2 separate regions of the Homo sapiens genome follow, and region 1 is linked to region 2. Evidence: chromatin loops called from intact Hi-C (ENCODE). Cell type or tissue: IMR-90. All regions are shown on one strand. Each heading gives the region's core, and the rest is flanking DNA. Links, peaks and the distances in the headings are about the cores only.

The links. Hi-C counts contacts between places; a loop is a spot of excess contacts. Peaks named below come from ENCODE experiments on the same cell type or tissue, not always from the same donor. Only the 100,000 strongest peaks of a DNase experiment are listed, where the experiment ranks them.
Region 1: it touches region 2 in a loop (2.4-fold over the local background); 5 of 110 quality-filtered maps call a loop at or near these places.

The regions. Positions count from the first base shown.
Region 1 is chr1:85,877,814-85,890,714 of GRCh38, forward strand. COL24A1 (collagen type XXIV alpha 1 chain) reads right to left here. Exons shown (of 60, transcript NM_152890.7): 32 at 11,747-11,800. It also overlaps the pseudogene RNA5SP51. Among named protein-coding and RNA genes, the nearest start is that of ZNHIT6, 180 kb to the left of the region's middle. In IMR-90, for the core only: a CTCF peak has its summit at 7,001 (motif pointing left); no DNase peak of the experiment used is centred there.
Region 2 is chr1:85,607,050-85,619,950 of GRCh38, forward strand. LOC112268231 (a long non-coding RNA gene) reads left to right here and starts at 11,872. Exons shown (of 2, transcript XR_002958331.2): 1 at 11,872-12,901. RefSeq lists enhancers at 1-330, 1-1,123, 331-1,196. In IMR-90, for the core only: a CTCF peak has its summit at 6,203; DNase peaks (open chromatin) are centred at 4,542, 5,052, 5,912 and 10,762; H3K27ac peaks cover 3,973 bases.

The sequences.
Region 1 (12,901 bases), core at 2,161-10,160, 270 kb after region 2:
GGTATCTTATCTAATGTATGTGATAGTCATTCATCTACTTAAAATTCCTAGCAAATATGTGACAAACAAATTTGCATCTTAAAGAAGTAAATATATGATCTTTTTTTTTACTGACTGTACAGTTTTACCCCTCAAGAGTGTCATATAGTTGGAATCATACAGCATGTAACCTTTTCATACTGACTTCTTTAACTTAGCAGTATGCATTTAAAGTTCCTTTATACATTTTTGTGGCTTGATAGCTCATTTATTTTTAATGCTGAATAATATTCCATTGTATGGATATACCACAGTTTGTTTATCCATTTATTCATTGGACATTGTTTTAGTTCACTCAGGATTCTATAACAAAATAGTATAAATTAATAGCTTATAAACCACACAAATTTATTTCCCACAGTTCTGGAGGCTGGAAAGTCCAAGATCAAGGTGCTGGCAGATTCAGTGTCTGGTGAAGGCCCACTTGCTGCTTCATAGATGGTGCCTTCTAGTTGTGTCCTCACATGTTAGAAGAAATGAGCTAGCTCTCTCGTGCATCTTTTACAAAGACACTACTCCCAATCATGAGGGCACAGCACCTCAAAGATCCTGCCCTATAATACCATTACCTTGGGAATTGGGATTTCAACATATGAATTTTGGGGAAACACGGTCCAATTATAGCAGACATATTGGTTCATATTGGTTGCTTCAAATTTTTTGCACCTATAAATAAAGCTGCTATAAACATTCTTGTACAGGTTTTTGTGTGGACATAAGTTTTCAACTCATTTGGGTAAACACTAAGGATTGTGATCACTGGATCATATGTTAAGAGTATGCCTAGCTTCTTAAAAAACTGCCATACTGTCTTCCAAATTGGCTGTACCATTTTGCATTCTCACCAGCAATGAATGAGAGCTCCTGTTGCTCCACATCCTTGCCAACCTGTGGCATTATCAAAGTTTTAGATTTCAGCCATTCTAACAGATGTATAGTGGTATGTCATTATTGTTTTAATTTGTAATTTACTAATGACATATGATGTTGAGCATATTTTTACATTCTTCTATGCCATTTCTATATCTTCTTTGGTGTGGTGTCTGTTCAGATTTTTGCCAACATTTTAACTGGTTTTTAAAGAAAATTGTTGAGTTTTAATTTTTTTTTCTATATTTTGGATACAAGTCTTTTATCAGATATATGTTTTGAAAATATTTTCTCCCAGTCTGTGGACTGTCTCTTCATTCTCTTAACAGTGTTTTTTCAAGGCAGATTTAAAAAGATGTTAATGAAGTCCAACTTACCAGTTTTTTCTTTCATGGGTTGTGCTTTTGGTGATATAGCTAAAAACTCATCAACAAACCTCAGGTCACATAGATTTTCTCTATGTTTATATTTTAGGAGTTTTATGGCTTTGTTTTTTACATTTAAGTCTATGATTCATTTTGAGGGTGTGTGTGTGTGTGTGTGTGTGTGTGTGTGTAAGGTGTAAGATCTGCATCTAGATTCACGTTTTGCATGTGGATATCTATTTGTTCCAGCATAATTTGTTGAAAAGACTATCCATTGTATTGCCTTTGCTCCTTTGTCACAGATCACTTGATTTTATTTGTGACTATATGTTGTGTATATTGTGTAGAACAAAGAGTATAACTGTTCTATTTCTGGGCTTACCACTCTGTTCCAATGATCTACAGTCGACACTTAAAACAACATAAGGGTTACAGTGCCAACCTCCTGCAGAGTTAAAAATCTGAGTACAACTTTTGACTCCTCCAAAATGTAACCACTTATAGCCTACTGTTGACTGGATGCCTTACTAATAACATAAGCAGCTGTTTAACACATATTTTATATGTTATATGTATTGTATACTGTATTTTAAAGTAAGCTAGAATAAAGAATACTGTATTCTTAAGTGGAAGTAGAGCATCATCAAGATCTTCATCCTCATTGTCTCCATGCTGAGTAGGCTGAGGAGGTGGAAGAAGGGAAGGGGTTGTTCTCACTGTCTCAGGGGTAGCGGAGGTGAAAGAAAATCCACAAATAAGAGGACCTTTGCAGTTCAAACCCGTGTTGTTCAAGGGTCAATCGTACTTGTCTATTCTTTTGCCAATATCACACTGTCTTGATTACTGTAGTTTTACAGTAAATCTTGAAGTCAGTGTCAGTTCTCCAAGTTTGTTCTTCAATATTGTATTGGCTATTCTGGGTCTTTTGCCTTTCCATAGGAACTTCAGAATCTGTTAATATCTACAATGTAACTTGCTTGGATTTTGATTAGAATTGAATTGACTTGATAGATCCATTTGTGAAGAACTAATATCTCAACAATATTGAGTCTTTCTACCCATAACCATGAAATATCCTTCCATTTATGTAGATCTTTAATTTCTTTGATAAAAGTTTACCTCATATAGATCTTGTATATATTTTGTTAGAGTTACAACTATTTCTTTCTCTCTTTTTTGGTGCTAATGTAAATAGTATTGTGTTTTTCATTTTAAATTCCAATTGCTCATTGCTGTTAATATAGAAAAGCAATTGACTTTTGTATATTAACTTATACCCTGTTATGCTACAATCTCATTATAACTGCTTATTAGTTTCGGGAGTTTAAAAAATCAGTTCTTGAAGATTTTTTACACAGACAGCCATGCCATATACAAAGAAAGACAGTTTTATTTCTTCTTTCCAAATTTGTATACTTTTTCTTTTCTTTTCTTATTGCACTAGCTAGGACTTCCAGAACTATGCTGAATAGGAGTCAAAATTTAACAAAGGAGGAACATGTTTTCCTTATTCCCTTGTTCTTAAAAGAAAAGTATCTAGTTTTCTCACCAGTAAGTATAATGTTGGCTATAAGGTTTTTTAAAAAATATGTTTTTCAAAAAGCTGAGGAAGTGCCCCTTTATTCCAAGTTTGAGAGTTTTTTTTTTATCTTGAATTGTTGTTGGATTTTGTCAAATTATTTTTCTGCATCTTTTCATATTACATTTTCATTTAGCTTATTGAGGTGATGGATTACATTAATTGACATTCTACTGTTAAACCAGCCTTGTATACCTGGAAAAAATTCCACTGGGTTATGATGCATAATTCTGTTTATACATTGTTTGATTCAATTTGCTAATATTTTGTTGAGGATTTTACATCTATGTTCATGAATGATATTGGTCTATAGTTTTCTTGTGATGTGTTTGTCTGGTTTTGTTTTTAAGGTAATGCTCACATAATGGCCTCATGTGTGTGGCCTCACATAATTAGGAAATATTCTATTGTTTCTATTTTCTGGAACAGCTTGTACATAATTGGTATCATATGTTCTTTAAATGTTTAGTTGAATTCACCAATGAGATAACCTGGAACCAGTACTTTCTGTTTTAGAAGGTTATTAGTGATTGATTCTATTTCTTTATCAATACAGGTTGAGGAAGATATTGATGGATATCAAATCAAATCAAATCAAATCAAATCAAACCTATTCAGGTTATCCCTTTCTGTTTATATGAGTTTTGGTAAAATACGTCTTTTAAGGAATTGGTCTATTTCATTTAAGTTATCAAATTTGTGGAAATATTGGGAGGCCGAGGCGGGCCGATCACGAGGTCAGGAGTTTGAGACCAGCCTGACCAACCTGGTGAAACCCCATTTCTACTAAAAATACAAAAAAAAAAAAATTAGCCAGGTGTGGTGGTACGCACCTGTAATCCCAGCTACCCAGGAGGCTGAGGCAGGAGAATCACTTGAACCCAGGAGGTGGAGGTTGCAGTGAGCTGAGATCACGCCACTGCATTCCAGCCTGGGTGACAGAACGAGACTCTGTCTCAAAACAGAAAAAAAAATTTGTGAAAATAGAATTGCTCATAATATCCATTTATTGTCATTTTAATGTTAATGAGATCAGTAGTGATGGCCTCTCTTTCACTTCTGATATTAGTAATTTGTATTTTCTCCTTTTTTTCCCCTTGGTTAGCCTGGCCTGAGGTTGATTAATTTTGGTTGCATTGATGTTCTCTATTGTTTTCCTGTTTTCAATTTCACTGATTTCTGCTGATTTTTATTACTTATTTTCTTCTGCTTACTTTGTATTTAATTTGCTTTTCTTTTATAGTTTCCTAGGATGGAAGCTTAGATTACTAATCTTAAGTATTTCTTCTTTCCTCTTATTCAGTGCTATAAATTTCCCTCTAGGCACTGCATCCCACGAATTTTGACAAACTATATTTTCATTTAGTTCAAAATATTTTTAAATTATTCCTGAAACTCCTTCTTTGACCAATAAGTTATTAAAAGTGTATTATTTAATCTCCAAATGTTTTGGGATTTTCCAGCCATTTTCTGTTACTGTGGTGTGAGAGCAAACATTGTATGATGTCTAGTCTTTTAAATTTGTTGTTGGCCGGGCGCAGTGGCTCACGCTTGTAATCCCAGCACTTTGGGAGGCTGAGGCGGGCGGTTCACGAGGTCAGGAGATCGAGACCACGGTGAAACCCGTCTCTACTAAAAATACAAAAAATTAGCCGGGCATGGTGGCGGGCGCCTGTAGTCCCAGCTACTTGGAGAGGCTGAGGAAGGAGAATGGCGCGAACCCGGGAGGCGGAGCTTGCAGTGAGCCGAGATCGGCCACTGCACTCCAGCCTGGGCGACAGAGCAAGACTCCGTCTCAAAAAACAAAAAACAAAAAACAAAAAACACACGAATAAAAAAATTTGTTAAGGTGTTTTATGGCCCAGAATTTGGTCTATCTTGGTGAGTGTTCCATGTCAGTTTGTGAAGCATGTGCATTCTACTGTTGTTGGATAACATATTTTATAAATGTAAATTAGATCTAGTTGACTTACGGTACTAACTCTCTCTTGACTAATTTTCTGCCTGCTGGGTCTCTCAATTACTGATAGAGGGGTGTTATTGTCTCCAACTATAATAATAGAGTCATCTATTTTTCCTTGAAAATTATCTCAGCATTTGCTTCATGTATTTTGATGCTCCGTCGTCAGGTGCATTAAGTACTGTTATCCTAGCTTGGAGAAATGACCCTGCTATCATTGCACCATGTCTCTCTTTACCCTGACAATTTTCCTTGTTCTGAAGTCTGCTTTCTCTGAAATATAAATATTTCCAGCTTTCCTTTGAATAGCGTTAGCATGGTATACTTTCCTTCATATTTCACATGGATTTCTTGAAGACAACATACAATTGGGTTTTGCTTTCCTATTCACTTTGGCAATCTCTTATTTCTTAAGTGGTATACTTAAACCATTGACATTTAAGTGACTATGATATCATTGAGTTAGTATATATCAACTGTGGACTGCGTTAGTTTTCATTTGTTGTCTTTATTCTTTATTGCTTCTTCTTCTTTCGTCTTCTTCTTCTTCTTTTTAATGTTTTTGGCTTCTCATTTTATTTTATTTTAATTTTTATGTCTATTTCTTTTTTGAGATAGAGTCTCACTCTGTCATCCAGGCTGGAGTGTAGTGGCATGATCTCGGTGCACTGCAAACTCTGCCTCCTGGGTTCAAGAGATTCTCCCACTTCAGCCCCCTGAGTAGCTGGGACTACAGGAGAGTCCCACCATGTCCAACTAATTTTTGCGTTTTTTGGTAGAGATGGGGTTTTACCATGTTGTCCAGGCTGGTCTCAAACTCCTGACCACAAGCAATCTACCTGCCTCGGCCTCCTAAAGTGCTAGGATTATAGGCATGAGCCACTGTGCCCAGTCTGGCCTCTCATTTTAATTAAGCGTTTTATATGATTTCATTTTCTTTCCTGGTTTAGCATACAAACTATACTACTTTTAAAACTTTTTAAAGTGGCCACTCTAGAGTTTGCAATACATATTTACAATTAACCCAAGTCCATTTTCTTTCTTTTTTTAAAAACCCTACAGCACGTGGTATTCCTAGGCCATCTCCAATCCCTGTACTAACCAGTCCTGACCCTGTTTAGCATCCAAGATCAGATGAGATTGAGAACATTCAGGGTGCTATGGCCATTGATCAAGTCCATTTTCAAATAACACTATACCACTTCATGAGTAGTGCCAATACTTTATAACAATTCCTCCCTCTTGTTCCTTATAACATTTGACTTATCCATGAGATACAATACCGAATACACTGTTGCTATTATTATTTTGTACAAATTGTCTGTTAGATCAATTAAGAATTATAAAAATATTTTATTTTACCTTTATTTATTCCTTCGCCAACACTCCTTTCCTAGATGAGTTTCTTACCTATGCCACTTTTCTTCTCTCTGAAGAACTTCTTTTAACATTTCTTGCTGGTCTGCTAGTGACAAATTCTTTAAATTTTTGTTTGAGAAAGACTTTATTTCTCTTTCACTTTGAAATTCCCAGTTTCATAATTCCAAAATGTCTGCTATCCCTGAGTCTGTTTCTGCTTGTCTCTGTAGACTGTTTTTGCCTTTTACCTTGCCTTATAATTTTTTTTGAAAGCCAGACATGATGTAAATGTAAATGAAACCAAGGTGAATAGGCCTTTAATGTGATATTTGATATTATCTGGCTGGGGGTTAGGCTGTGTTTACTGGTTGTTGTAGCTATGGTGTCTCAGGCTAAAATGTCCTCTAATGTCATTGTTTTTTACTCCCCTGTTTTATTTAGCCTTTCTGAGGGACTCTTTAAATAGGGTTTGTGGCACAGTTCCTTTAGCTATAATCTGTTATTGCACAGGAACCCCACTGATTTGATTGTAAGGTATGAGTGTAGGAAGGGCATTCTATAGTTCTACAATTAGGTCTCAGTCTTTTAGTGAGTCTGAATTGGATATTACCCTTCTTCCACATCAAAGGCCAGAGGGGGCTGGAGTGGAATATTTCTCTTCCTCCAGCTGAAGGCTAGAGGGAGGTGAAATTAGGTTTTCCTTTCCCAAAGGTCAGTTAGTCTTTGGTAAAACACCAGTTTATTCTCTGATAAATAATTTCCCTGGAGGGCAAGAACTGTTAAGGAGATCAGAGAATTCTAGGTGTTTTTCAAAATGCTTACTATCCCTCTCCCTCTGCTGGAAGTCAGAGGGAATTTTTCTCTATCTTTAAAGTAAGAACCTGTTAGGGCTCTGGGAGGAAGTAAAACTCAGGAACATGTAGGGGCCTCCCAAAGACTGGGCCCTCTCTGAGTTTTTTAACACTCAAGCTGGTCTACACTGAGTCTCCAGTAATTTGCTAATTATAGTTTAAAGTGTCCCTACTGTCCCGGTGTGGGCTATGTAGTTGCCTGTCTGTCTCTCCATTTTGGGGGCAGTAGTTTGTCTTGTAACCTTAATTCTCTGACAGATCTAAGAAGAGTTGTTGATTTTCAGTATGTCCATCTTTTTTTCTTGTTTTGAGGATGGGAGTGATGACTTCCAAATTCCTTACATTTCATACCAGAAAACACATTTATTTATTTACTTATTTAGAGGCAGAGTCTTGTTCCGTCACCCAGGCTGGAGTGCAGTGGCGCGATCTCGGCTCACTGCAACCTCCGCCTCCCAGGTTCAAGTAATTCTCCTACCTCAGGTTCCTGAGCAGCTGGGATTACAGGCACCCACCACCATGGCTGGCTAATTTTTGTGTGTATATATATATATATATATATTTTTTTTTTAAGTAGAAACTAAATGTTGGCCAGGCTGATCTCAAACTCCTGACCTCAGGTGATCCACCTGCTTTGGCCTCCCAAAGTGCTGGGTTTACAGGTGTGAGCCACCGTGCCCAACTCAGAAAACACTTTACTATTGTCAACCTAAATGACAAAGAGAAAGAGGCTCTCTAAAATAAATAACGAATTTATTTTGGAATAGAGCATTGCAATGGGAATATGCATGCCATAGTAAGCTATGCACATATTCAGGGAGATAAAGGAAGGTAATGGTTTTTAAAGGAAAAATGAGGATTATATAATTGTTTTGAAATGATTATCCTTGGCTAAAAATATCAACAACAATGGTGACACCAGTCCAAGGCTGGACAGGCTGTTGCTGGGCAGATGTCTTTTCAGAAGTATTTTTTGTATATGGGTGCAAATGTCCTTTGGGCAAGGTTGTGATTTTTGCAATTTTTTGTGATAGTTTTTGTTATCAGGCATCTAAGAATGAGAACTCTGTCTTTATGGCCTTCAGCTCTATTTGTCAGGTTTTTCTTTTATTTTCTTAACATCAGTGACTCCATTTTGATTCTGACAACTTTCACATTATGATTTTTAAATCTTTTTTAGGGGGGAGACTGGATTCAGCTAGAAGCCAAATTGTGTTCCACACACAATAACTTTTTTTTTTTTTGAGATGGAATCTCACTCTATCACCCAGGTTGGAGTGCAGTTGTGCGATCTTGGCTTGCCTCCTGGGTTAAAGCAATTCTGCCTCAGCCTCTCGAGTAGCTGGGACTACAGGTGTGCACCACCACATCTGGCTAATCTTTTGTATTTTTAGTAGAGGTGGGGTTTCACTATATTGGTCAGACTGGTCTTGAACTCCTGACCTCAAGTGATCCATCTGCCTCGGCCTCCCAAAGTGCTGGGATTACAGGCGTGAGCCACCGTGCTTGGCCCCCATGCGATGATTTTTAAAGAATCAAAAATGGTTGGCTGGATGTGGTGGCTCACACCTGTAATCCCAGCACTTTGGGAGGCAGAGGCGGGTGGATCACAAGGTCAGGAGATCAAGACCATCCTGGCTAACACGGTGAAATCCTGTCTCTACTAAAAATACAAAAAATTATTGGGGCGTGGTGGCATGCACCTGTAGTCCCAGCTACTCGGGAGGCTGAGGTAGGAGAATCGCTTGAACCTGGGAGGCGGAGGTTGCAGTGAGCCAAGATTGCACCACTGTACTCTAGCCTGGGCGACAGAGCGAGACTCTGTCTTAAAAAAGAAAAAAAAAATGGTTGCTAAATTTTAGACTACTTGCTTTTGTATTTCTCATTATATCTGTGATATATTAATAGATTTCTTAATAACAAACTTTTCCTTGATTGTAATTCTTCCTTTTACTTCATTAAGGTGGATAATTCTTTATATACATGGTTAAATTTTACTTAATTTTTTGTTTAGATTTTTACAATTACATTTGTAAGTGAAATTCATCTGCCACTTTATTTTGGCTGCTCTCTTTGTCTGACTGAGATGCTGATATAGAGTACTCTTATCTTTTGTTTCCGAGACTGTTGCCACTTTATCTTTACAAGTGATCTAATGAGGAACTGAGTGAAGTTTTATTATACACTTTTAGTTAACTTGAGAATCCTGTTAACTATTTTTTGAGGTAAGTGGAAATGACTTCTGGTATCTAAGAAAGAGTAGCTAGAAAATAATATTTTAAAATTTACAAGGGGATATTATAAAGCAAGCTTATGAAGAGTTAATTTTAGAGTACAGCATTCCCCTTGTTCCCTCTTTAAAGTCAGTTTTCAATAATTAACAGATATTAACTATATTTATTTAGGTCAGGAGATTTTTTTTCAACTTGTCTTCTGAAACGGAAGAATAAATGAACAAAATAATAAAAGAGAGAATGGACAAATATCACCATTCTCCTCTTATTGAAGGCGATTGGGTACAGTTGTGCAGGTTGAACACTACATAAACCAAGGGACATTATTTGTTACAAGGTTTGCATTGATTAGACATTTTCTTTCTGTACGTGTGTGATTAAAATCTACATCAGGGGTCAGCAAACTTTTTTTTTTTTTCAAGGGCAAGACAGTAAGTATTTTAGGCTTGTGGGTCATGTGGTCTCTGTCAAAACTTTTAAACTTTGCTGTTATAGTATGAAAGCAGCCATCCATACATAAGGGAATCGTTGTGGCTGTGTTTCAATAAAATTTGATTTACAGAAGTATAACTGGACTGAGGGCTGTAGTTTACCTATCCTACTTTATGCCTACGTACTTCTAAGGGGATCTAATATTATCATGAAGATTTTAAGATGGGTTATGTTTATGGCTGAAACTCCTAACTTACATGTCTGATTTTCCTCTTATTCTCTCAGTTTCTTGTGCAGTTTCAACCTTTTCTGCCAGCGTTTTGTAAATGTTGTAGTTCTTTAAGCCTCAGCCTTAGATCTTTTTCTTTTCTCACTTCTATACTCTTTCCATAGGCAATGAATCCAACATTTTTTAACTTCAGTGTATTCCTCTACTCTGAAGCCAACTGCCAACTTCATGTTTCTCAAAGACACCTGAAATTCAACAGTTAAACTGAATTTATAATCTTCCATTCTCAAACCTACTTTTCCGTGTTTTTTTTTGTTTCAGTGAATAGTATCATCAACTCTTTAATACAATAAGCCAGAAATTTAAGAATTATACTTCACATACAGAGTCTTTATTACCTATTGGTTTTATCTCCTTTTGAATTAGTCTGTCCACTTCTTTTCCCTGCTCATAAAAAAGGTCCTGCCATTTTTTATCTGGATTATTGCAACAGCCAGCCATTCTTGGCTCCCTCCATTTTGTAATTTGACTGATGTTTACAAAATAGATATCAGATAATAAACTAAATAATCTGATAATAAAGCTAGCCCGAGCCCTTTAATAACATCCTTTGTTCTAAGGATAAAAATTAAAAATGTTGGCAATAGCCCTCATAAATCTATGAGTGTTTTGTCACCTGCCTCATTTCTATCCCTATCTGGCACTTACTTATATATACCAGACATTATACCAGGAAAGGGGATTACAAAGATAAAAGAAATGGTCTCTGATTTCAAGCAGTGTACAGACTTTTTAGGGGATATACTTAAGTAAATAATGCTAAAGAGAGTTGCATTATTTTAGGTCAGATAAATATCAGAATTGAAATGGCAGGTTAAGATATACATAATAGGGAGAAAACCAAGAAGGATTTAGCTTAAAAAATCAACAACATATCTAAGATTCTTTATTTGGAAAGAACTATAAATACTGTCAAATCTTCACTTATTGTTTGAGAGCTTATATCACAGATTAAGTATATAAATGAGGAAAAAGCTAAGGTAAGAATAGCTCTTTTAGTGTTAGAATTTTCCATTTGCTACTAACTAAATGAATTATACAAAAGCCACCTGTAAACCTTTGTGTCAACCGATAATAAAATCAATGCAGTTGTTTGAAAGACTATATTGTATTGTACATCTTAGAAGCACATTATAGCACATTACATCTGACACTATTAACCAGAAGAATGACTTCATTGGCAAAAAAGAATAAATTGTAAGAAAGTAGGTGTGACAGGTCTTTCCTTTTCACAACGTACCGTCCATGGAAACTCCATAATTGAATCATATTTATGAAACTATTTCATAATGATTTCATAAGTTTTTGTATTGATGCAAGCTTTTGTACTGTTGATGTAACTGCATTTCTGTCATGTTTGCACATTTTGGCCCATCAGATGTAAAATTTGGCTTCTCTCTGTATGGTCTTCTAATTATAGAAATTGCCTCATAAATGTGATTGTGCGTGTGTGGCAACATAATAATTATAAGAACAGCAAGCCATTCAGAAAGAGAATTTCTGAGATTCAATAAAACAGAGTTTTATTTGTTGAAAATAGAAATATGCTCAGATTTAACAGCTCCAGAAAAACAGCACCATATTTGACTATATGCAACCAGAAAGGCACTATAAACTATTATTTTTCATTCTATGTGATTAGTCTATGGTGTCTATGATAAATGCTGCTTTCTAAAACATACCAGTCACAGCACAGCAGAGCAATAATGGAAATGTAAATGTATTTTATGAGAAAGACACAATTAGAAAAGTATAAAGATAAACTTACTGGCTCTCCTGGAAGTCCTCTGTCACCTGTACTTCCAGGCAATCCCTGTAAACCCTGGACAAATAAAGGCAATACTTGTAGGAAAAGTGGTGTGTGAAGATGTTTTAGACACTTTCCTTACCTTAGCTTTCCTATGGATCCTTCCACCCAACTTTTCTGTCTATTGCTATTCTTTTTTTTTTTTTGCTTTTGTGGTAAGATACACACAACATAAAATTTACTATTTTAACCATTTTTAAATGTAAAGTTTGTGGCAGTAAGTGCATTCACAATGTTGTGTAACCGTTACCAGAACTTTTTCATCTTCCCAAACTGAAACTCTGTACCCATTAAATACTAGCTCCCCATCACCCCTTTTTTTCTATTTCCTGGCAACCACCATTCTATTTTCTGTCTCCATGAATTTGACTACCCTAAGTACCTCATATTAGTGAGATCATACAATATCTGTCTTTCTGTGACTGGCTTATTTCACTTAGCATAATGTCTTCAAGGTTCATCCCTGTTGTAGCATGTGTCAAAACTTCCTGCTTTTTAAGATTGGGTCCACTGTATGCATATTCCACATTTTGTTTACCTATTCATCTATCAAAGAACATGGATCACTTCCAACTTTTGGCTATTGTGAATAATGCGGCTATTAACATGGGTATGCGAGTATCTGTATGAGTCCCTTTTTTCAATTATTTGGGTATCTACCTAGAAGTGGAACTGATAGATCATATGGTAATTCTCTGTTTAACTTCTTGACAAACCACCAAACTGTTTTCCACAGCAGTTCCCCTATTTTATATTTGTACCAGTAATGCACAAGGGTTCTAATTCCTCCACATCCTTGGCCACACAAATTTTCTTTTTTTTTTTTTAGAACAGCATTCTAATGTTTGTGAAATAGTATCCCATGGTGGTTTGATTTTCATTTCCCTAATGACTAGTGATGTTGAGTATCTTTTCATGTGCTTACTGGCCATTTGTATATCTTCTTTGGAGAAATGTCTATTCAAGTCCTTTGCTCATTTTTCCATCAGGTTGTTTTTTTATTCTTGAGTTGTAGGAGTTCTTTATATCTACCCCTATTTTTATTTAATCCTCACTCCTATATTGTGACAAATAATTATCCAAAATTATTTTAAATCTGAATTTCTTTATAGTTTT
Region 2 (12,901 bases), core at 3,087-11,086:
ACTCCTCAACCTTGGAGCTGTTGCCAACCTCAGTAGGTATGAAGAATGTATTGGGCACACATGTTGAAAGCAATGTTTTTCTAGGGCGTTTAGGAGTGAGAGAAGCAAGCGCAATTCCCTGTGGTGTCCCAACCACAAAGCCTCTTCTACCTGTAGCAGACAGAGGAGGTGACACATGAGCTGAGTCTGGGATGACAAGCTCACAAGCATTTGGGGTCAAGCATTCCAGGGAGAGGAGTCAGCCTGGGCAAAACCAAGGCAGCGCTCTCGGTAGGCCTGGGCCTCTGGCTAGTGGTTTCCTTCAACCCACACACTGCGCATGGAACCACAGAAGGCAGCACAGCAGAGCATCTGCCCTCACGTTCTTCCTGGTGGGGGGCCTCCCAAGGACATTCTGCCTCAGGTTCTTATTGTCTGAGGTCACTGAGCCTCCTGAAAGTATTTCAGGAATGTGGAGGCCTGACTCACTCTCTTCCTTGAGTTCACAGTCTGAAGTTCATAAAACCTCTTCCCCCTTTAGTCATTCTTATTCAAATACCGGCCCACAAGTTTCACAGATGGAGCTGGCAGGAGGAATCTTGGGAAGCATTTTTTTGCTCAGGATGTGAAAGTATATGAAGAGTTTGGGAGATCCAGGAGCAATCATTCACTAAGAGCCAGACCCCTGTGGCAGGCGCTGGCTAAACGCAGAGACTGGCTGGCTCGCTCACAGAGTGGAGATCACTGGCAGAAGAGAAATGCCATGAAAGCATCCACTCTGTGCCTCAGTTTCCTCAACTGTAAACAGAGACAATAACCACACCTTCTTCAGAGAACTGGATGGGGAGTGAGTTAATCCACATAAAGTAGTTAGAATACAGCCTGACACATAATAAGTGCTCAATAAATACTAGTTTATTGTTCATACTATTGCTTATTGTTGGCAGAGTGAGTTGTCTACACACTAAGTGGTGTGGGGAAGAGGAGGCATTCCTGGAATAGGACTGCGTGGGATAAACCTGAAAGGAAAATGTCCAATGCCGTGGGTGAGTGTCCAGATGGGGAGGCCTTTAGACATCACACACACACAGCAGGAGGGGCAGCTTGGGAGAGAAGAAACCCGAGTGGCACATCTAGCCTGATGCCAAAGTATCAATTCATGCACTTCTTCCGGTTGGAAACAGTTATAAAAATGTCCAGGGAATTAACAAAGGGGATGCAGGAGAGATATTTGGAGTACGGGATGGGCATACACATAGCCAAGCATGGGGTTTCAAATTGGTGTTATTCACCTTATTTCTCCTGCTGCCGTGCAGGCAATGAAATTCTCAGTGAGGCAGGCCACAGACAGATCAGATGCTCTGTTTTCCTCCTTTCTGACTGTAGCTCAGTTTAGAGGATTGAAAATGCTAGGAGACATCTAGCCTACCCTCTCCCTGCTCACACCGCACCTTGCCTCAGAGCTGGTTTTGACATCTGTCCTAGAAGACATCATCCATTGCCTTGATTCATGGGTATGAGTCTAAGCAATCTTAACCACTGCTGGGATTCCATTTGGACAAGGAAAAGCTTTCTCTGCTTTTCAGAACACTCTACAGAGAAACCCTAACTTTAGTAAGGCTCTGGGGACCCCAGGGGAGATCCAGAGAAGTAAAGCACCCAGCCCAATGGAGCTTCCAGAATGCATTTTGAGGGACAGTGCTTTAGTTCTTCCTTTGACCTCAGTCTCTTTTGGTCATTCCTTGTCCCCATTCTACTCCAACTGGAAAGGCTGAGTAGCTGCTCCTGCATATGTCTGTTATTGCAGTGACCCAAAGTAAGAATCTTAAATGAATTTGAAATCCCTTAAAAAAAGAGTAAAAATAGTCCTAGTGGAAAAGATGGTTCAGGAGTTTCACAGAAGGGAATTAGAAGAAGCCATTACTGACTCAAAGAAAAAGATTACTGAATAGATAGCAGAAGGTAACCTCTGCCCTACTTTCAGACCAATGAGTAGATATAAATGACATTACACTCTCGCTTCATGAAAAGTAACTGGAGAGTTGAGATGAGGTGATTCTTGAAAGAAGGAAAGGCTATTAGATTTCTTACTATTAATGATTAAGGTTCCTCAATTTTTTATTAACCAGCCTTTTTTTCTAATGACAAAATACATCCTTATGGTACATAATTCAAACTGTAGAGAAGGGAATAAAGTAAGAAGTAAAATTCCTTTTCTCCACTCCACACCCTCCTTCCCACACCTCCCTGAATACTTCCCTGCGGAAACCACTATTAACAGTTTCTTCTCCATCTTTCTAGAATTGCCTATGTATATTCCAACCTCCTCTGACAATCCTCTTTTTTACTCACCCACAAGAGGCCTTCCAACTTGGCATCTCACATCATGATACCGCCTTTGTCTGGGAAGCTCTTCTCCTCTTTGCATGGCTCCCTCATGGCTGCTACAACCTTCTCGGAATTGTCAACTACTCAGAGAGGTCTCCTGTGACTTCTCTATTTAAACAACCCCACCACCATCACCATTCTCCACCCTGACACCACCAGTGTCTGCCCAACCCTTAGCACAATGTCCAGCACACAGTATTTGATCAATACATGACGGATGCGTGAGTACATTAGGTACGTGCGCATGCACACATATGCATGTATTCTCCCCACAAAGTATAAAGGGGATGGTATTACAGAGATAATTCTGTAATTTGCTTTCCTACTTCACAACATATAATAAAAAACAATAATGATAATATTTCTTAAGCACTTATGTTCCAAGGACTATTCTAAGCATTTTACATGTATTCTTTCATTTAATTCTTACAACAGCCCCTTAAGGTGGTACTAATACTACCCGACTTGCCAGATAAGGAAACAAAGAAATGGAGACATGGGGAGGTTAAAACACAGCTTGCAAGTGGTAGAGCCAATACATAAATTTACACTAATCGTAAAATGGCTGTTTAGCCTTAATTCACATATTAAAATATTTTGTGGCAAAATATACTCAACATAAAATTTATCTTTTTAATAATTTTTAAGTGTACAGCTTAGTGGCATCAAGTATATTCACATTGTTGTGCAACCATCACCACCATCCATCTCCAGAACTTTCTCATCATCCCAAACTGAAACTCAGTACCCATTAAACATTAACTCTCCATGCTCCCCTTCCTCCAGCCCCTGGCAATCACTATGTTATTTCCTGTCTCTATAAATTTGAGCACTGTAGGTCCCTCATAGAAGTAGAATAATATAGTATTTGTGCTTTTGGGATTGGTGATGGGTTTGTTGCACTTAGCAAGTCTTCCTTATTAATTAATTAATATCTAATGAATAATTTTATTGAGTAAAATATTTGAGTGCATGATACAAAATTCAAAAGGCATAGAATAAAAGAGCAAGTTCTCCTTCTACCTCTGTCTCTAGGTACCCCAGGGGCAACCACTCTTCCTAGTGTCCTTCCAAAGATGTTCTATGCATGTACAATTACATTATTTGTATGAGTCATATATGTATAATATATGTATAGCATACTATACATACTGTTTTGTTTCTTGCATTTCCCATTTAACTCTATACCTTGGAGATAGTTACATGTCAATGTACATGGAACTGCCCCTCAGTAAACATAATTTACATAATGTATCCAGCTGTACACTTATAGTATATTCACTTTGTATGTATGTTTCAACAGAAACATAATTTACAGTTCAAAACATAAATTATGTTTTTCTTGAAATATACATACAGAAAGTGAACAGCTGGATACATTTTCACAAACTGAACATACCCCTATAAACAGTACCCTGAAGAAGAAACATTACCAGCATTACTAGTTTCCCAAGTCTCTCATTTTTTATTCCAGACGTTACTCACTGTCACCAATGGTAACTACTCTCCTGACTTAACAGAATAGATTAGTTTTGCGTATTCCTGTAGTTTTGTTGTTGTGGTGGTTTGTTTGTCTGTTTGTTTGTTTTTTAGAGACAGGATCTTGCTCTGTTGCCCAGGCTGTAGTGGCACAATCATATCTCACTATAACCTCCAACTCCTGGGACTCCTGGGCTTAAGTGATCCTTCTGCCTCGGCCTCCCAAACTGCTGGCATTAAAGGTGTGAGACACTGCACCAAGCCCTGTTCATGTAGTTTTTATGAAAATAATCCTGCTGTATACACTCTTATGTTTGGCACATTTCACTCATCCTTACACCTATGAGATTCACCCACGTCGCTGACCTTCAGTTGATCCTTAACAACATCTTTGGATAGGTGAAGGCCCTTGCAGCTGTGGATGAGCCCAGCTGGCATGAGGTCTTACATGTCATACCCACCTTCTCTCAGTCTTGCCCTCACAACCTTTGAATTTCTATAAAGTGCTTTGTAAATGCCTTAAAGAGTCCACATGTATCCAAAATTCATCTCCAGATGTATCTAATGATGAAAACCAGCAGCCCGGAGCTGAGGTTTGTGTAAAGTTACATCAGAGTGAGGAGGGGGGAAGGAGCACAGCCTTCCCATTCTGATCAGTGTCTCTGTGGCCACAGCTCAATAAGACTTGCTTTTTGAGGCCTCATCCACTCAGCCCAGAACTCAAATCTCAAATTCCCCAAACATGAGGAATCATGACAAAGCACTGGTTTGCATTCTCTTGGCAAATGTTACTTTAAAAGTAGAGTCAAAACTACTTCCAAGTAAAGAGCAAAGCAGCTTTAACCAATATCAGCAAAGGGTCTAAGAAAAAAGATGTGGCTAATGTATTCCGTCTGTTTGTTTGCTTTCTTGTGCCCTAAGACTCAGGAGAAAATATCAGTTTGGGAAAGAAGTCATAACACATGGGGCAGGAACAAAATACCAACAGAGCGAAGTTGCACACGCTGTCCAACCTGGTGGCCTGCTTATGAATTTGAAATCCCAGACCTTCACATGAGTCCCCAGCCTCACCCCATCCCTAGCCTGGCACAGACAGGAATATCTATTTCCAGATATGAGCTGTTACATAGCAGAACCAATCTGTACATCCGTGTGGGGCCAATCGTCAGTGCTCTGATTGGCTCATCAGCCAACATGCAGGGCTGCATTCCTGTGGTTCACCCTTCCAGAAGGGCCTTTCCCAACACCACATGCTGCCTGTGCTGTGTCCAGCAGGAGAGGGGGAGGCAAATGATGTGTCTCATGGCACCACAGGCTCTGTTTTACCAGAATAATACTGTTCTTTGGCCCACTGCATCCGTTCTCCCCACATGGGCCTTTTCCTCACGTGGACCCTAAAAGACCACTTCTCTATTTACCTGCCAACCTGTAACAGATAATTATAGTGGCTGCCAGATATCCCTTCAAATTGGTCATGATCTCATTCGGTTATTCTAGCAGCAAAAAAGTTACAGAAAACCCAAGATAATATTAAAAAAAGAAAATCATCCCCTGGCTTTCACCTTTCTTGTGGCAGGCAAGAAAAGGTAGGAAGAATAAGCATAGGAAAAGAAAAGTAAGAGCTTGTGGGGCAAGTTGAAAACAAACCTTACCAAGTCCAGAAAGAATTTTCCATTTAAATGCTTTATAACAATTTTCTCTGATGAGTAGTAGAATGCTGAATAAGACATGTTACTTTTTAGTGACTTTTCAATCTGGCATCTATTGAAAGGTGTTTTATACCCACTGCAGCCAAGAGGAGAGGGTGCAGGGGAGATCACATACTCTCCCAGCAAGGCAGGGATAGAAAGCCCCTGTCACCAGGGGCTGCCGTTTCTCTGGCCCAGGAACCTGTGGAGGCTACTCCTGGATAACTACACACTGTTCAGCTGTATTGCATGCAATTATATCACATTCCTTCCTGGAAACTTCTCCAAAAAGAGAGCAGAGATGAGAAACACTCATAGAGAAAGCTTTCACTGGGGCACACAAGCTGAACTGGCAGGAATCTGAAGAAGGCAAAGCAATGGAATGTTAACCTCGAATGAGTGAACAGGAGATAAGAAAACATCAGCTGACAGAGCAAACACCCCGGAAATGTGACCTGCCTACCCTGGGAATGGCTAGAGCTCTTGAACTAGCCTTTAAATGGAAAGTTCTTCCTGACTCGGGTTTTGAAACCAAGACTGAGCAAAAGCCTCAGTCTTCATTCCTGAGATGAAGTTTAGAGTGCAAAAGATTTCGAATGCAAAAGATTTTGAGAGTTGGTTAGAGCCCGAGGACAAGCCTCTTGTGAACAGAAGTTCCAAGAGTCAACAGTAGCTGGCAGCAGACAACCTCTTCAGGCTGAAGGGTGGCAGAACCCAAGATGGCTAGTGCAGAAGACATCTGAGAGATGGCCCAAGGCTGTCCTTTGCTTTTCAAATGAGGAAAAGGTCCAGAAAGGGCTGTCTAAGGTCACATAGCTGGTTAATGACAGAGCTGGGAGTAGAGCCACATTGAGCTAAGTTGTATTCCTACATCTCTACCAATGTGTAACCCAAATCAAAATAATTGGGGGGCAGAAGAAAGGGGAAAAGTTATGGTCTTTGAAAGTCATTAGTAATCCTATCATTAGACACATAATTAATATCATTTGCCAAGATACTAATGTCTTAAATGTGAGAGGCAATGTCTATTGCACTAATGAGGTGACTGGTACCATGGCCATTTATGGCAGATATATTTTTTCAAATTTAAGACTTTAGCATACACATATACATATGGAGAGAGAAAGAGAGAGTTGATTTACATATATATTTCCCATCTAAACACACACCTTGACCATTTTGCCAGGAAAATAACCAAACAACTTCCATTGAGGTATACAAAGAATGATGACAAAGTTACGTGGCTTATAGTTTAAAAAGAAAGTTTAGGCTGTGTGCGGTGGCTCAGGCCTGTAATCCCAGCACTTTGGGAAGCCAAGGTGGGTGGATCACCTGAGGTTGGGAGTGTGAGACCAGCCTGACCAACATGGAGAAACCCTGTCTCTACTAAAAATACAAAATTAGCTGGGCGTGGTGGCACATGCCTGTAATCCCAGCTGCTCGGGAGACTGAGGCAGGAGAATCACTTGAACCCAGAAGGCAGAGGTTGCAGTGAGCTGAGATCGCACCACTGCACTCCAGCTTGGGCAACAAGAGCAAAACACAGTCTCAAAAAAAAAAAAAAAAAAAAAAAAGAAAGACAGTTTAAAAACAAAATTGCTTGGGTCCCTCCACCTTGCCTTTTCACTCTCTATTAGTTTTTAAAGAGTGGCTTGAGTCACAGTGAAGGTGGAGAAAAAGCAGAAGCAAAGACAGAAGCCCATTCAATCAGGACTACATATGCCCTCGCAGGTGAGGAACAGTTGGCCCAATTGTGAAGTCTCCAGGCTGGGGCAAGGAGGGAAGGCATGCCCAGGAAAAGCATGGGTGAGCTGGGATAGTTTCTATGCTTATTTCTGAAGGCCCATCAAGGAACCAAGAGAAACTAGAATGTCCTGTTGAGGGAGGATGCAGACTTTTTCCCTCATTGTTTCCTAATGTAGGTTAGAACACTGATGGTCTAGAACACTGAAAAAGATCTTTTGTATTCTATTCAAGATAGATGAATGACAGTACAGTCACAGCCAGTTAGAGCTAGAAGGACCTCATAAGTCACCTAGTCTGACATCTTCATTTTCCAGATCAAAAAATGGGGTGCAGATAGATCTAGCAACTTGATTAAGGTGGCCACAAGCTCTCAGAGTGTGTTTTGCCAACCTCTAGTGGGTATATTGGGGCTGGGGGGTGGGGTGCACAGACAGCAAGCACTCCAACAGGTCTGTAGATCTTTCAAAATGCAAGCCAAAATGCACAAAGGTGTGTGCAGAGTACCTCCCTGGTTGGTTTCATAAATTAACTTGAAAATTAAATTGTTACAATTATAATAATTATCCAGTCTTCCAAAAGTATTCATCTGGAGTGTAAGCACTTTAAACATGATCTTCTGTTCTCCTAAAGGTGCTGGAGCATGGGAAGGCTAGCCCGCTGCCAGCCACATGGAGTGGGAGGATCACGGAGCCTGAAGCTGAGAGGCCACAGCACTGCACCTGACATATATTACCAACTTGCCATGCAACTTCATCTCATTGACTCCGCATTCCCATTTTTTGGAGTGGATCACCTGCAGTTCCCTTGACAACTGAGTGTCTGTATTTTTCTGTATCGTCCAGTGTGATGACAACTGTCTACACAACCAAGTCTGGCCAGCACTGAACACACTCAGCTTCCCCACAGTGCTCCAAGTCTCAAAGCCCAAACTGCAGCCAAATCTTGGCAGTGTTGTCCTCTGGTCAGGCCAGAGCACCTTTCTGAAGGACCTTTCTGAACATTTTTAGACCATTCGATGAATGACCCTAAATTCTTGGCGCATAATTGGGACTGCTGCCATCACGCCAGAAACATTTATTAAGCACTTACTGTGTACAGTGCTCAAGACCTGCCATCTTGTTTCCATCTTGACAACAATGATGCACAGTAGGGGTTGTCATTCCCCGTTTCAGAGAAGAGTAAAGCTCAGCAGTGGCCCAGTAACTTGCCCAAGGCCACACAGCTACTGGGTGGCAGAACTGAATTAAACCCTCCACTTTTTGACTCTAACACCTTTGCCTCCCTCCTTAGGGCGCAGGCACACCCAGCCAGGCTGAGAGGCACTCAGGCACTCTCGAACTTCATGTTTGTCATGCATACATATGACTTCCTTCGACTTCTCTGCAAATTTCCACCATATGCATTTCCATAGCAACATTGCAACACAAACACGGTGTAATCTTTGTCCACTGCAGTACATAGCTTGAAAGGTTTTTTTGTTTTGTTTTGTTGTTTTGTTTTAAATAAAAAGGAGCTGCATATGTTTACAGCTGACCTAGATCCCATGGCAACAAATAACAGATATAAACTTGGGTTCTTTTCCTTTCCTTTCCTTTCTCTAAATCTTTTTATTCTTTTCTCTTGTATGGTAATAGTTTAGAACATCAAAAACTGGGTTGCACCATTTGCGATTAAGCAGGGCCCCTATTCGGTGACCGCTGCGCCGCCAGCCTGGCGCGGGCCTCCTGCAAGACAATGGCCACGACCTGACGCGCGAGCGCCAGCCCCAGCCCGGGAGTCACGCCGCTGGCGCTTGACGCACGCGGAGACCCGGGGGCCGTGCCCCAGCTTTGTGGAACCTGAGGGCGGCTCGGGTCAGGTCGGTCCCCGCGGGAGGACAGGCGCGACCCGTCCCTCAGGACCGACGGCGTGTGGCTGCGGGGGCATGGGGTGCCCCTCTCGGCCCGGTCGCTCCAGCGAGGGGACGCTGGTAAGTCCCACCCCTGCCATCGCCGCGGGCCTCCTGGGCACGCCCGGCCGCGGGCCCCAGATTACCCTCCCGGCGACCCTCCAGGCGGTATTGCTGTCAGACACATTTTACAAATGCAACCCTCCAGCCTAACGAAGGCCAGCACCTGGCCCACGCCCACAGGCTGGGAAGGGAGAGTGCAGGGATTAGAATCCAGCACTTTTTAAAGATTTTGTTTCACTCTACTTCCCGTGGCTCCTCGCCCCAAGGGCACTGTGGAACTATCTCTGCCCAGGATCACTTATCTGAAGCCGGTGTTATGCTTCCTTCCCGGGCAGTCCCTGGGTGCAGCTTCCGGACGGGCTAGCTTGGGAGGCATTCCTTTCCCTGGCTGATGCAGGAAGGTGGGTTTGTCTGTCTGTGGTCCCTGGTTCTCCCCTCTGATTCTCCCTCTTCCCAGAGCCCCAGCTTTTAAAGGCTTCATATTCCTGACAAATGGAGATCCACTGACATGAAGAAATTCTCAAGCAACTAGGCAACTGGGATTGTGCAGGGGCTTGCCCCTGATCCTATAGTAAAAGGTCCAGCCCTCACTAGCTGAAGGTGAGGAGGAATTTCATTGGGGAAATGTCATTCTTTGTTTCACTGTCATGAATCCAGTGAAACTTATTATCACCAGAAATGCCCCTTGGCTGCTTCCTCGCTGAAATTGTGCTGAGGTATCTGATGGCCCACTGAGGTAGTGGATAGGAGGTTGGACAGCCAAGTGGTGATAAGAAAACCTACCATTTCGGTAGTACTCACTCGGTGCCAGGTGCTCTGAGCAGCTCTCTATAACACTGCCTCCTCACAAACCCCAAAGGCAGGATTATTATACTATTATATAGTCATAATATTAATATGAATATGATACTATTAATAATAAATTTATTCTTGCTTACCACGTGAGGGATCCAAAGCTTGAAGAGGTCACCTATCCTGTCTAGATCCCACTTCCGACTCTAGAGCCTGTCCAGGAGTGATTTCCCCATAGAAGGGAAAGGGGGCTGCTCAGCAGAGAAACAGAAATAAGATTGTGCCAGGAGAGATCGCATTATTCCTCAGACTCAAAGGCCGATTTGCACACCTTTACGATAGGTAGAGGGAGAAGAGTGGAAACACCCCTATCTCTTTGTCCAAACCCACAGCGAGATCCAAGGCTCAGTCAGGAAGGCTCTTCATTTAGTCAATTGTTTTCTGTTTTCAGAACTAAAGTGGAAATGACCCAGTGAGGAAGGAAAATAAGCACAGAATAAGCATGATCTGCCTTGGTCACACAATTAAAATACATAACGCTGCTAAAGGTACACCACTCTTCCACCCACCCCTTCAGAGTGAGAAAGGCCCTTTTTGCCCTGGAAGCCTACTGAAGCATTCTACTGGGGAAGTATTCTACTGAAATATTCTAGTGGGGAAGTCCCTGCCGCTTCTGAAGGAACACTGAAAGAAACCTTATTCCTTAGAGTACAGTCACCCAGAGGGTTTATTCTAGAAATGCAGAGAGGCATTAGAGATGGTATGTGAACAAAAGCAGGGCAGAGGATGCACGCCCAGATGCTGTCTTGGCCAGGTTGCAATTCGAATGATCTAATGTTTTCTGGCTTCTTATTGCTTTGCTTTTCCAATTTGGTTTGGATATTTGCATTACTGTATTATTTTCCCTGTACAATTGCTGTTGTCTGTACACAATTAGGTCATTTTCACAGTTGGGTGAGGACACACTTCAGAAGTGAGATGAGCTACAGCTGCTAGCTGGCTCTCTCCTGGGATGTGTACTTAGATCCCTTTCTTGTTGGTCCCAAAGACTACCTGTACCCAGGACCTGAAAATTTTAATCTAAGTCATCTAATGAGTGGAAAGAACTACAGCATCCCCTTGTAATGGTAGGTAAGAGATATCTTGTAAGTTTTGGGTTGATTTGCTGATCAATGGTTCCTTGGGCCTAACCCCATATTGTTAAGCTCCAAACAAAAGAAAGGACTGTTTCCCAGTTGCTTGTGGCTTCTTGGTCCATGAAGTTCTGCTGAAATGGACCCTGGGCAAGGAAAAAAAAAGGGAAGTTATAGAGCGGAGGAAGCGTAAGCTGCCCCTAGACGTGAGCCCAGAATTTTACAAGCAAGTATAGAAGCTGGCCTTTGAACAAGGACCTTGAAGAGTGAGAAAAAAGGGATCCCAAAGGAATGGAGGCTTATTGTGCAGATGAATACTGATTATGGCCATGTTCACAAAGTACACTGCAACACCTCAACAGTGTAAAATCTCACTAATACATACCCCACTAATTCAGCCTTCTCAACTCTCTGGAATATGTGGCCTTTTGGGTAAAGCCAGGGCTAAAATTCACTTTTGTGCTATCTCCAAAAATGAAGTTGGGCTAAACAAATAGAAAGGACAGGCTGCTATTAAAGTCACTGGGGAAGCCCGTGACTCTTTAAGTTCATAATCAGACATGATAGTATCCACCTCATTAAATGCCCCATTATGGGCAGGACCATCTCTCTGGCTCAGCTTGTTTCCTATTTGCTTCCTCTCGTGGTACCTTAGGTCTGCATCTATGACATTGACCTTGTTTCTCCTCTCCTCTTTTCTCTCTCTCTCTTTTTTTTTTTTTTTTTTTTTTTGAGACAGAGTCTTGCTCAGTCACCCAGGCTGGAGTGCAGTGGCGCTATCTCAGCTCACTGCAAGATCCGCCTCCCAGGTTCACACCATTCTCCTGCCTCAGCCTCCCGAGTAGCTGGGACTACAGGCACCTGCCACCACACCCGGCTAATTTTTTTTGTATTTTTAGTAGAGACAGGGTTTCACCATGTTAGCCAGTATGGTCTTGATCTCCTGACCTCGTGATCTACCCGCCTCAGCCTCCCAAAGTGCTGGGATTACAGGCGTGAGACACCACGCCCGGCTCTTTTCTCTTTTTATCTAAATTATTCATTCATCATTTATGCAATAGATATTGTGCTCCTTCTATAACTCAAGCATGTGCTAAATGCTGGAGTTACAACAAGTAAATACGGAACGTTTGCTCTCAGGGAGGTCATAGTCTAATGTGGAAAACTGATGATAAAGTGTGATGGACATGGAGACCCACATCCAAGCATGAAGTGATGCCTGAATGATGAGGCAGCTAAGACTCAGAGAAACTGAAGACTTTTTCCAAGTTCTCTCAGTTGGCTGATGACAGGGTTGGAACTGAAGAGATCAGTCAGAACAAAAGCCTGGTCTTCTGCCACTACCTCCTTGAGATTTCCCAGACTCCCACGTTTGGGGGCTTCTCCTCTTGTTCTTTCTATCCAGTTGCACGTAGTTCATACTCACTCTTTTCCTAGCACTGATCTATTCCTACCTCAGTAGAATTCACATTTATCACTAAAGCCAGGCATCTGCCCTACCTCCCTCTAAGGATTGATGTGCTGATAAATTGAGCTAATCAATGTAAAAGTACTTTAAGAAGTACACTGCAACACAAACCTAAGTCCCAAAACCACAATCTAATTAACATATTAATTTAATCAATGAATCAGTCAAAATATCAATCACAAATTAATGCTAGGTTCTGTGGGAGATAAGGCATGTCTTCATATACAGCATGGCCCCATCCCTAAAGGAATTTATGGATGAGTTGGTGGTAAAAAGT